2 separate regions of the Homo sapiens genome follow, and region 1 is linked to region 2. The links are chromatin loops, found by intact Hi-C in ENCODE. Cell type or tissue: ascending aorta. All regions are shown on one strand.

What was found. A loop is a pair of places that touch in the nucleus more often than their neighbours do. Peaks named below come from ENCODE experiments on the same cell type or tissue, not always from the same donor. Only the 100,000 strongest peaks of a DNase experiment are listed, where the experiment ranks them.
Region 1: it touches region 2 in a loop (4-fold over the local background); 52 of 110 quality-filtered maps call a loop at or near these places.

What each region holds. Positions count from the first base shown.
Region 1 is chr10:116,688,702-116,693,701 of GRCh38, reverse strand. HSPA12A (heat shock protein family A (Hsp70) member 12A) reads left to right here. Exons shown (of 12, transcript NM_025015.3): 6 at 1,235-1,351. Among named protein-coding and RNA genes, the nearest start is that of HSPA12A-AS1, 21 kb to the right of the region's middle. RefSeq lists an enhancer at 1,865-2,603. In ascending aorta, a CTCF peak has its summit at 2,764; DNase peaks (open chromatin) are centred at 1,799 and 2,741; H3K4me3 peaks cover 682 bases; H3K27ac peaks cover 2,468 bases.
Region 2 is chr10:116,740,158-116,745,157 of GRCh38, reverse strand. It overlaps HSPA12A (heat shock protein family A (Hsp70) member 12A), which reads left to right and starts at 2,592. Exons shown (of 12, transcript NM_025015.3): 1 at 2,592-2,728. The coding sequence starts at 2,689. RefSeq lists enhancers at 1,319-2,022, 2,023-2,727 and a silencer at 2,278-2,727. In ascending aorta, no CTCF peak of the experiment used is centred here; DNase peaks (open chromatin) are centred at 1,937, 2,527, 3,096 and 3,597; H3K4me3 peaks cover 2,959 bases; H3K27ac peaks cover 2,653 bases.

The sequences.
Region 1 (5,000 bases), 51 kb after region 2:
GACCCAAGATAACTGTTTGAAACAATAGGAAAAATGAGACAGTGTCAGCAATTTTGTTTGTTTGTTTTTTCATCAGTCTATTAATCTTTCTTGTCTCTCCAGAGCTGATTTAGACACAGAAGTGCCTTGGTGTGTGTTTCGGTTTGATTACAGATTTGTCTGGTGAACGTGGCAAGGGGAAGAGAAAGGAAGGAAAGAACTGGCATTTATCAGAGGTCTTTGGGCCAGCATTCCCTCATGTGTTTTCATTTAATCTCGCCAGCAATGCTGTGAGTTAGTTTTATGATCTCCATTGCGCAGATGGGAATACTGAGTCTAAGAAGTCCTCCAGCGACATATTTTGTCCCCGTGAACCAGGTGGAAACCTCTGATGCTTCTGCCCAGCCCCTTTATCAACATGGGCCTCAGTGATGTCGTTTAACCTTAACCAAAAGTTAAGGGCCGCATGGTTCTTGATGAGGTCATATCATTCATAGCCTTCCCTTCCTGTTGGGAAAATGCCCCTGATAATGCTGGCCTTGCATAAGGTAGATGACAATGATGACAGCTGCCACCGGCTGGTAAGCATCACTGTGGGCCAGGCACTGTTTACCTATGGGACCACGTGTAACAACTCAGACCTTTGCTGAGTCAAGATAGACTAGGCTTTGGGTCTAAATTTTGGCTCTGCTACTTTCTAACTGCACAGTGGTCAAAAAGGTACTGAGCATATCAAAGTCTCAGTATTCCCATTTGTAGGAAAGGGGCGCAGTGAGACTCCCTTCCTAACAGGATTCTTGACTGGATGAATAGAGACAAGGTATGCAAAGTGCTTAATAAGGTGGCAGATACGTGATAAGCACTCAGTAAATGTAGCTCTCCATAAATCATCAATCCTCTCAACAATCGTTGGAGCTTGGCATTATAATCCCCACTGCACAGATATGGAAACTGAGGCCTAAGAGGTTGTCAGTTGTCCAAAGTCACATGATTAGGAAGTGGCCAAAGGGATTTCCTCTGATCCTCCTTTCTCCAGCCCACGGTCCCATTCAGTGAGGGAAAGGGGCTAGAGCTCCCGGCTTGCAGAATATTCAGGAAACAGATCTTTGCTCTCTGATGCTGGTAAGTTTGGGGGACCCTGAAACTGGCTCCTGAAGAGCTCATGGCAGGAAGCCTGGGTTCAGTGAAGCCACAGGAGGCTGCTCCAGGAACCAGCTGCCACTTGACCTGTTGCATTTCTTTCCCTTGGCTTCAGGAGCTGAGTGACCAGGCGGGTTCGGAGTTCGAGAACTCTGATGTCAGATGGGTCATCACGGTGCCTGCCATCTGGAAGCAGCCGGCCAAGCAGTTCATGAGACAAGCTGCCTACCAGGTGAGGGTAGAGTCAGGGCGGGTGGAAGCCGGAGGAGAAGGACTCAAGATGTCCAGGGTGGTGACTGTAGCCCCGCCCAGGTACCTCCCACATTCACTGGCCTCCATGGGAGGCAGCAAGGAGGCTCCCCTAGCCAGGGTGGGAGCTGGGAGACAAGGAGCCATCCCTTTCCTCAGCTTCCTCCTGGGGGAGCCATGGGGGTCAGTCCCACAACAAGAGCTGGGTTCGGTTTCCTTCCTGGCTTTCTACATTTCCAGGTCATGTTTCTACTGCGGAGTCTCCAGGGCTAGGATTTCAAAGCTGTGGTTCAGAGACATTTCTCTGTGGGTGAAATGAAGTGAGAACCTTAAGGGAAAGGCTTGGGAAACAGGAATATTTGAACAAGAAAGCAAGCAAGCCAAGGCCATTGGCCACGAACCAGGCATTTTCAGCTTGGTGTGGAGGCTGAAAACTGCATGTCTGCCGCAGAAAAGAAGGGAAGTGTGATTGTTCCCTGCACACTTCACTCAGCGGGGGGGTGTTGGAGGTGGCAGACCCCTGCAGAGGGCAGTGGCATGGCCAAGGGGCATACCAGGCACAGGCGCTTGTTGGCCAGGGAGACAGATGCTCCAGTGCCAGTGGCCAGCCCATCCCTGTGGGCACTAGGGGCGGCTGCTGTGAGGATCTGGCTTCCAGGCAGGAATGGCGAGCCATGCTCACCTGTTGTTATGGTCCCAGGGACAGGACAGAGCTGGCTCCTGTTGCACTTAAGCCCCTGGGCGTATGAACACCCACGCCTGGGGCCTGGGTCAGCTCTCTGTGTATTGAGAGTCAGTTTTGTGAGTCTTCAGCTGAGGCTGGGTTGTGTGGCAAGTCACCAGAGTCATTAGATGTCCCCTCCCCACTGTCATGACTCTCAGGAAGCATCCTGCCCACCTTTCCCAGGAGACGTACCTCTGATTTTGTTTGTGACACTTTCTTTACAAAAAACCCACAGAGTCAACCCTGAGCCCCAGCATAGTTGAATGGCCATGGGAACCTCAGCACCATGAATTGTTTTCAGCGCTCACTCGGAAGGCTTGACTCCAAGTAGCACACAGTTCAACTTGCGTGCAGTCAAGGGCGAGTCGTCTCCTCCCTGCACTCTCTCCCCTTCCCCAGGCTGCTTCCCCTGCACTCCCCTGCCTCCTTGCAGTGTGAGAATCTGGCTCAGTGTATGTACCTGCCAAAAATAGATCTGTTTTTATAGGGATGAAGGAAGAGGGTGGAAGCTCCAGAAAGAGGCAAGCTCTTTAAAAAGAGAATTACAAAATGCAGTTTAGCCATTCACAGAAGCCCTGGGCATCACGGAGCACAAGCTCCATAGTGTCAGCCTTCCGGCAGGGCCCAGAAATGGGGCATCGGGACACAGCTGTCTGCAGAGACGCCACCTGGCGTTCTGAGTTTTTCCCAGGAAGAATATTCAAGATTCATGGTTTTGACTCTTTTCCCAGCCCCACAGGAAGACTTCAGCAACAAATGTGTGACCCACGAAAAGGTCAATTCTTATTTATAGCCTGAAAAAAAAAAAGAGAGGTGCAGTGGCTGGTGAATCTGTCAGGGGAGTTTGAGCCCTGGGCTGGCTCTTCTAGGAGGTGGGACAAGAGGTGTGGGGCCCTCACACTGGGGAGTCACAGTGGAGGGCACCAAATCCCTGGGGGTTGTTGGAATCAAATAGGTACCCCAGAGAGAAAAAGGCCTGCAGCTCTTGGGTGAGGACAGATGTGAGCTGTGTTTATGAATGTGGGGAATTTGCTTTCGGAAGTCCAGAGACATGCTGTTTCCTCGATGCTGGCTAACTTTGGTACAGTGTTTTTGCAGCTTCGTTTTTGATCCTTTGCAGTTCTGATTTGATACTTGCTTTGTTCCATTGACAGCCGCTGAGTGGATTTAAAGAGGGCGGCGATCATTCAATTGCTTTTTTTGTTCATGCATTTATTTATTCATTAAACAAACCTAAACTAGAGGCCTATCTCTCTGTCAGGACCGTGGTAGGCACTGGATTCTATACCCAACCAAGGCAGGGATCTGGCCCCTGGGTTGCTCCCAGCCAAATGGTTCACTGAAGCCTTGCATACTTTTGGGTTAGGGAGAGGGGTGTATTGGGAGGCACAGTTGCTCTGCAGACTTTGCTGTAGTCTCTTTAGCCTGTCTTCTGGAGAGTCTTAGGACAAAGTGGAAGTGAAATTTGCAACTCTATGAGCAAAATTAACATCTTTCTACTCTCTCTCCATCCCCCATTATTATACAGAATAAGAAAGATATGTACCTGTGATGATTAATTTTATATGTCAACTTGACTAGGCCACAGGATGCCAGATATTTAGTCAGTCATTATCCTGAGTGTTCCTGTGATAAAGTTCAACATTTAAATCAATAAACTGAGCAAAGCAATGGCCCTCCTTGAGGAAGGTGGGCCTCATCTAATCAGTTGAAGGCCTGAATAGAGCAAAACGCTGACCCTCCCGAGTAAGCGGGAGTTCCTCCTGCATGACTGCCTTTGAGCTGGGTCATTGTTTTTTTTTTTTTTTTTCCCCTGCCTTTGGACTCAAACTTAAACATTGACTGTCCCAGGGTCTCGAGCCTGCCAACCTGTACCGTGGGTTCTCCTGGGTCTCCAGCTTGCTGGCTGCAGATCTTGGAACTTCTCAGCCTCTATAACTGCATAAGCCAAATCCTTATAATTATCTATCTGTCTGTCTGTCTGTCTGTCTGTCTGTGTGTCTGTATGCCCTACTGCTTCTGTTTCTCTGGAGAACCCTGACTAATACAGTGTCTGAGCACAGAACATAGTTCTCAGCCTAGCAGCTTCTGCGAGTGCTCACCAGGCACCCATGTATGTGAAAGGTATTAAATCAGGTGGTCATCTGTCTCCTTCTGCAAGGCGGTGGCTGCCCACTGACCCTTCTACCCAAAGTGCATCCCATCCCATGGGCCCAACTTCAGGCAGGAGAGCTGGAAGGATGAGGTAGAGTGGCTACTCCAGTAGGACAGTTGGAGAACTGGTCACGTCTACTCTGCTTGTGTGGGGAAAATGGAGCCCCTCCTTTCAGGCTTATCAAAGGCCTCCTGAGCACAGGTTTCTGGGCAGTGGTGGGGGCTGAACTTGAACCTCCCACCTGCCAGGTGGAGGAGAAAGCAGCCTGGAAGCAGAGCTGGGAGATGATGTTGTGAGGAGCAGGTCTGGAGTTCTGGAGCCTCTGCTGGGGCAGGCTATGGCTCACTGCCCGTAAAGGCTGCAGAGAGGGTGCACAGATGCAGTTTCATCGGTGAAACTCCAGAAACTCGCCTTGAGTTGAGTGCTTGTTGAAAAGATGGGTTAAACCTTTATCTTTTGTAATTCACAGACTCAAGCCATCTTTAGACCCTTTAAGAGCATTCAGTGAAAAGATGATAACAGAAAGAACAGCTGATCCCTCTTCTGAGGCCTTTAGAAAAGACTTAGAACTGGAGACTGTTCTGAAGCTGTGGGGATTGTGGATAGGAAATAGTCCAGTTTATATCAAAGGGCATTTTGCCTAAAATGTGTAACTCTAGTAGGCTCCGGAAACGTGTTAAATAAATGCTGCTCCCATATGTATGATCCTCTCATCTAACATGGAGACGCAGCTTCTTCTGCCTCCCTTTCTGA
Region 2 (5,000 bases):
TCCTGGGACTTACTTCCCAGTGGGGGCGAGGCAGCAGTTTTAGATAGAGTGTTCTGGGAGGAGCAAGCCACGTGATTGATTCTCTTGAAGGATGTGTCCGGGGGAGTGACCCCCCAGGTGGGGCCTGTGTGTGTTTGGGCTTTGGGGGGAATGGGAGAGTGGAAGGAGCTGAGGTCACTGAGGCATCAGGAGGCCAATTTGTGTAGGACCTGGTAGCAGGAGAATGACATGCTCTCTCTCTGGCTGCTATTGGGGAAGAAGACTCCAGGGAGGAAGGTGGGAACCCTTCCTTGATGTGGCGTGCTGAGCCTTGAACCCCAGCCTTGCTGCTGATGGCCAGAGGATGCCTGAACAGGTGCCTCAGCCTTTGAATGCTTCCTTTTCCTCTCCTGCAAAACCGCAAGGGCCACCATGAGAACTAGGTGAGACCACAACAGCCCCTCGCTGGCGGGCTGGATGGTGTGCTCAGCAGGGCGCGTTGTAATTAGTGTGATGAGCATGAAGGCCGTGAGGGCAAATCCCAGGCAGAGTGTGCGCTGCCTTTCATGCTCCCCTGCAAATCAAAAGTGTTCTGCTCTCTGCCCCCAGCACTGGGGCCTGCATGTCACCTCCCATCCTTCTCACGCACCCTCATGTCACTGTGGCTGGGAGTCCCATGAGGGCACGTGGCGCCCAAGGCCCTTCCACAGCAGGAGGCAGATGTGCAGGGGCTACGGGTTTCTGCTGCTTCTGACAGGCTGTCAAGGCCAATGTCCTGATGCCCTGGTCTGATGGGGAGGAACGAGTGCCTTGAGGACACTGAGGAGGGCCCCCCTGGCCAGCATGGGTATGCAGGGGAGCCTTCCTGGAGTTGGGCAGTCCATGATGAGAAGGAGAAGTTCTTAGGTTGCTGGTGGTGGTGAAATGAGAGGACGGGTGATCCAGGCATCAAGCACATTTTCATGTCTTTGAAATACCAGCATAAGAGAAGCAGGGGTGGGTGAGAGGGATTGAAGAATCAGAGCGGCTGTAGCTGGAGCTGGAGTAGGGTGGGGACAGACCAGATCACAAAGCATGGACTGAAGGGGTGAGACAGGAGGGCGGGGGAGCTGTGGGCAGGCTGTCGCAGGCACGTAGGCAGGAAGGGCCCTCGGGGGCCATCAGTGACTTAATGATTTTTACCATGTGCTAGATCCCAAGCTAAGCATGTTACATGCATAGTCTATCTAATCTTCAGTTTTATGAAGTGGGTTCTCCTGTTATACCCATTTCGCAGATGAGAATATTGAGGCTCAGATAGGTTAAATAACTTGACTGTGGTTTCATGCACAGCCAGGAACTGTCCATTTGGGATTTTTAATGCAGGCAGACAGAAGACAAGTTTTGTGTTTTGAACTTGTCACTCTGCCATCACCTTCTGGTCTCCAGGCTCTCGCAGCAGCTCTCTGCCCATTCCGTCATCCATAACGCTCTCGCAGCAGCTCTCTGCCCACTCCGTCATCCAGAACGGGATTGTACGATGAAGCCTCCCCTAGGTGATCTTTGGGAAATGCCACCCATCTCTGGAAGTGAGGGATGCTGGTGGTTACAGCTGGGTGGGAATCCCAGCTCCGCGACTCACCTGCTGGGTGTGATATTGTAACCCTGCCGATCCTCAGCTTCCTTATCTGCAAAATGTTAGTTATGGGGAGGAAAGGAGATAGAGGTAAAGCACCAGGCAGGTAGCACAGTGCCAGGCACCCGGAAACGACCCAGTGACGGTGCTCCTCGGATTCCTATTACTGCCCTCGTTTGCCAAGGCAGGGTGGTGACACCGCGGACCCAGGGGGTGCCTGGCCAGGCCCAAACAGGTGCCAGCGGCGCGTGTGTGTGGAGGAGCTGGGGACAGGGAGTATGAATCATTCACAACTGAAGCCTTGCATTATTAATATCGTTATTCTCAGACTTCTAAGGAGGGCCCAGCTGGATCCCATATATGGAAGGCGCGACTCAGCCTCCGGGGCAAGCACCTCCCTGGGTCCGGAGTTGCCATGGAGTCCCGCAGGCGGCCTGGAGGCGGTGCCCCGGGCTCGGCCCCCGCGCAGGTCCTTGGTCTGCGGCCTGGGTCCTGCCCGCGCCGGGGTCCACCCAGCCCGCCTTTGCGCCGGCCCAGGGCCGCTCCCCTGGGACCCTGGGGGACAGACAGAAGCTGGTGGGGACTGGCGCGGGCGTCCTCGGGAGAGCGCCGGGCGCGCTGGGCTTGCTGAAGGGCTCCAGGCCTGGCCATTCGGTGACTTCCAAAGAGGGGACGCGCCGCGGGGCCCCGAGGGCCTGAAATCCGCTCCCGCAGCGCAGCCCCGGGCGCGCCACTACCCCCGCCGCGGTCGACTGCGGGGCGACCGCTCGGTCCCGAAGCCGGGAGAGGAGAGGCCGGGCCTCGGCGGGCCGCTCTGGGCGGGCGGGGAGCGCAGCTCCGGAGCCAGGCAGTTCCCCGCGCCCGCCTTCCCCGACCTTTCCCGGCCGGCCCGAGCTCGGAGGGGCGGGGCGCCGGGCGGGCCGGGGCGGGGCCCGGGGAGGAGCCGTGGCTGCGGCGGCTGCCGCGTCAGAGCAGCGCTCCCGCTGCCCGGCGGCTCAGACACGGCCCGAGCGCCGCCGCGGACGCGGACAGAGACCCGCACGGGCACGGGCGCTGCGCTGGAGGCTCCCCTCGCGGTCCGGGGCTGCGCGACCATGGCGGACAAGGAGGCCGGCGGCAGCGACGGGCCCCGAGGTGAGCGCAGGCTGCGGGTCCTGCGGCCGCGGCTGGCGGGGCAGGGAGGGAGGAGGCGCGCTTGGCCCAACGCTCCGCACCCCCTCGCGCGCCGTGGAAAAGTGGGGACGCCCGCGCTGCATCCAGTTCTGGCGGGCGGGGCCGGGGTCAGCAGCAGCGGGGCCGGGGGCCGGGGTCCGGTGGACCGGAGACGGCCCGCGGGTCACATGTTCTGCGCCCCGCCAGGGTGCGGACTCCGCGGCGGGGACTGCAGCCCCCGCTGAGGCGCCTGGTTGGTCCCTGCCTCGGGTGGCGCCTCCTGCGGGGCTGGTCGCGCGTGCGGGTGAGGACCGCCCCGCGTGTGCAGCCCCCGCGCGATGGGCTGCGGAGGCCGGCGCTGGCTGGGTAAAGGGCCCGCCGCCGGGTGGCCGGGTGGCCCCAGCGGGTAATTTTCGTGACTCAGCGAGGCAGGAGTGGGAGCCTGGGGGAAATCGGAGATTTGGACCTGTTCCCTCGCCCCATCCCACCCCGGCCGGACGCTCGAGCCAGGAGTGGGGGCTGCAGCTGCGGCCGAAGGGCTTCTCACCCACCTCCCCGCCCATCCCCAGGGACTCACTGGGCTGGGGAAGGGTGAAGCGGCGGGGGTTCGATGGTCCCTTCCTTGCGGGGGGCAGGGGGAGGCACCCAGTGCGGAGGACAGACGCTCGCATTTTGCAGATGTGCTAGGGCCGCTTTCTTTGGGGAGCGTGATTAGGGCTCCGAAGGGTGGGGGAGCCGGAGAGGACGGGGAAGGGGGTTGCGGGAAGAGGACGAGCAGGTTTCGGAGCCCAGGGCTGTAAATCAAGGCTTCTCCCACGGAGGGCCCGGCTGGCCAGGATTCCAGTCTTCCTGTGGGTCCCAAGTGGGGAAAGTTGGGCGCATGGAGGCGCCGCGCGTCCCTGACCTGCAGGGCCTCGGCGAGAGCGGCCGCCGGGGAGAGGAGCGCGGCCCAGGCATCTTTCCCGGGAGCGACAGGCAAGCCGCCTGCGAGGATGATATTAAAATGCCGGGACGCAAGGGAGATTCAGCCACGAAACGAGCGCTTGGCTCTGCGGGGCCCCAAAAGCTGGAGAAACTGAGTCCAGTGGCAGCACAGCCACCATCTGCGCTGGGTTCCCTGTCTTGCTGTCGGGCCTGCGGCCCCCACCCTCTGCTGCACTCCAAGCCGCACCTGCCCCCACCCCAGCCCATTGTTCCTGCGGATCAGGGAGGTGCCTCCCCACGCGGCACTGCAGTGGTGGGGGAGTGCAGGGTGGCGGGTGGGGGATCCTGACAGGGCTCACTCCAGGGAGAGGCAGCGGAGAGCCCAGGCCGTCCCCAAACACACACCCAGTCCCCGCCTGTACTCTTCCTCAGCTGGTGAACGCAGGCAATGGACTGGCAGCTGTCTTTGTCTGAACATCACTCAGCAACTGGATTGACTCTTTTTTTTTTTTTTTTTTTTTTTTTTACTTTTTTCCTTTAAGTCAGAAAATAAAAAAATTTTTAGGACGATAAGTAGGGGCGTTGAATTGCTAAAGCCTGAGAATTACTGAGCCAGTTTCTTGCCTCTCATGCTGGGATAGGGTGGGCGATGATACCAAATACAAGGTTGGGCATAGGATTTGTCAAATCAGAAGTGGGCAGGAATGTGTACCCACTCCCCACACCTTTCCCAACACTGTTTTGTCTTGTAAATCAAATTCAGCACCCCTATCCTAACACACACACACACGCACACACACACACACACACAGACACACACACACACACACACACACACACACACACACACGGTGCTGGGAGAAATCCTGTCCAGGATGGGGACACCCATACCTGGTGTGCCGAGCCACCTGCCACCGCTCTTCTGCGTTTGTTCTGGAGTATTTGTTTCTTCACTTCCAGTCATCTCCAGCTCAAGGTGGCCAGTGAGAATTCCAGGTGCATGGACTTAGGACAGAGACCAACCTGAAGAGCGGGCTGTCCCTGGCAGCTCACTGTGCCTCTGGGCACCTCTCCCTTTATCTGTAAAATGGAGGATGTGAATAGTATTGCATAGGAGCAGAGTTGGCTTGCCCCTGGCCCCTACACTTATTTCTAAGGTTTCCTCATTGCTGGGAAAAGAGCGTGCATTATTTTATTGTTTTAAAGGCTCACAACAAACCTGTTACCAGCATTCTCCCCTTCCTGGGTGGGAAATCCAAACACAGGTTGAGTGACCTATCCAAGGTCACACATCTGGGAAGTGTTGTTTGGGACCCAGGCCATCTGATTC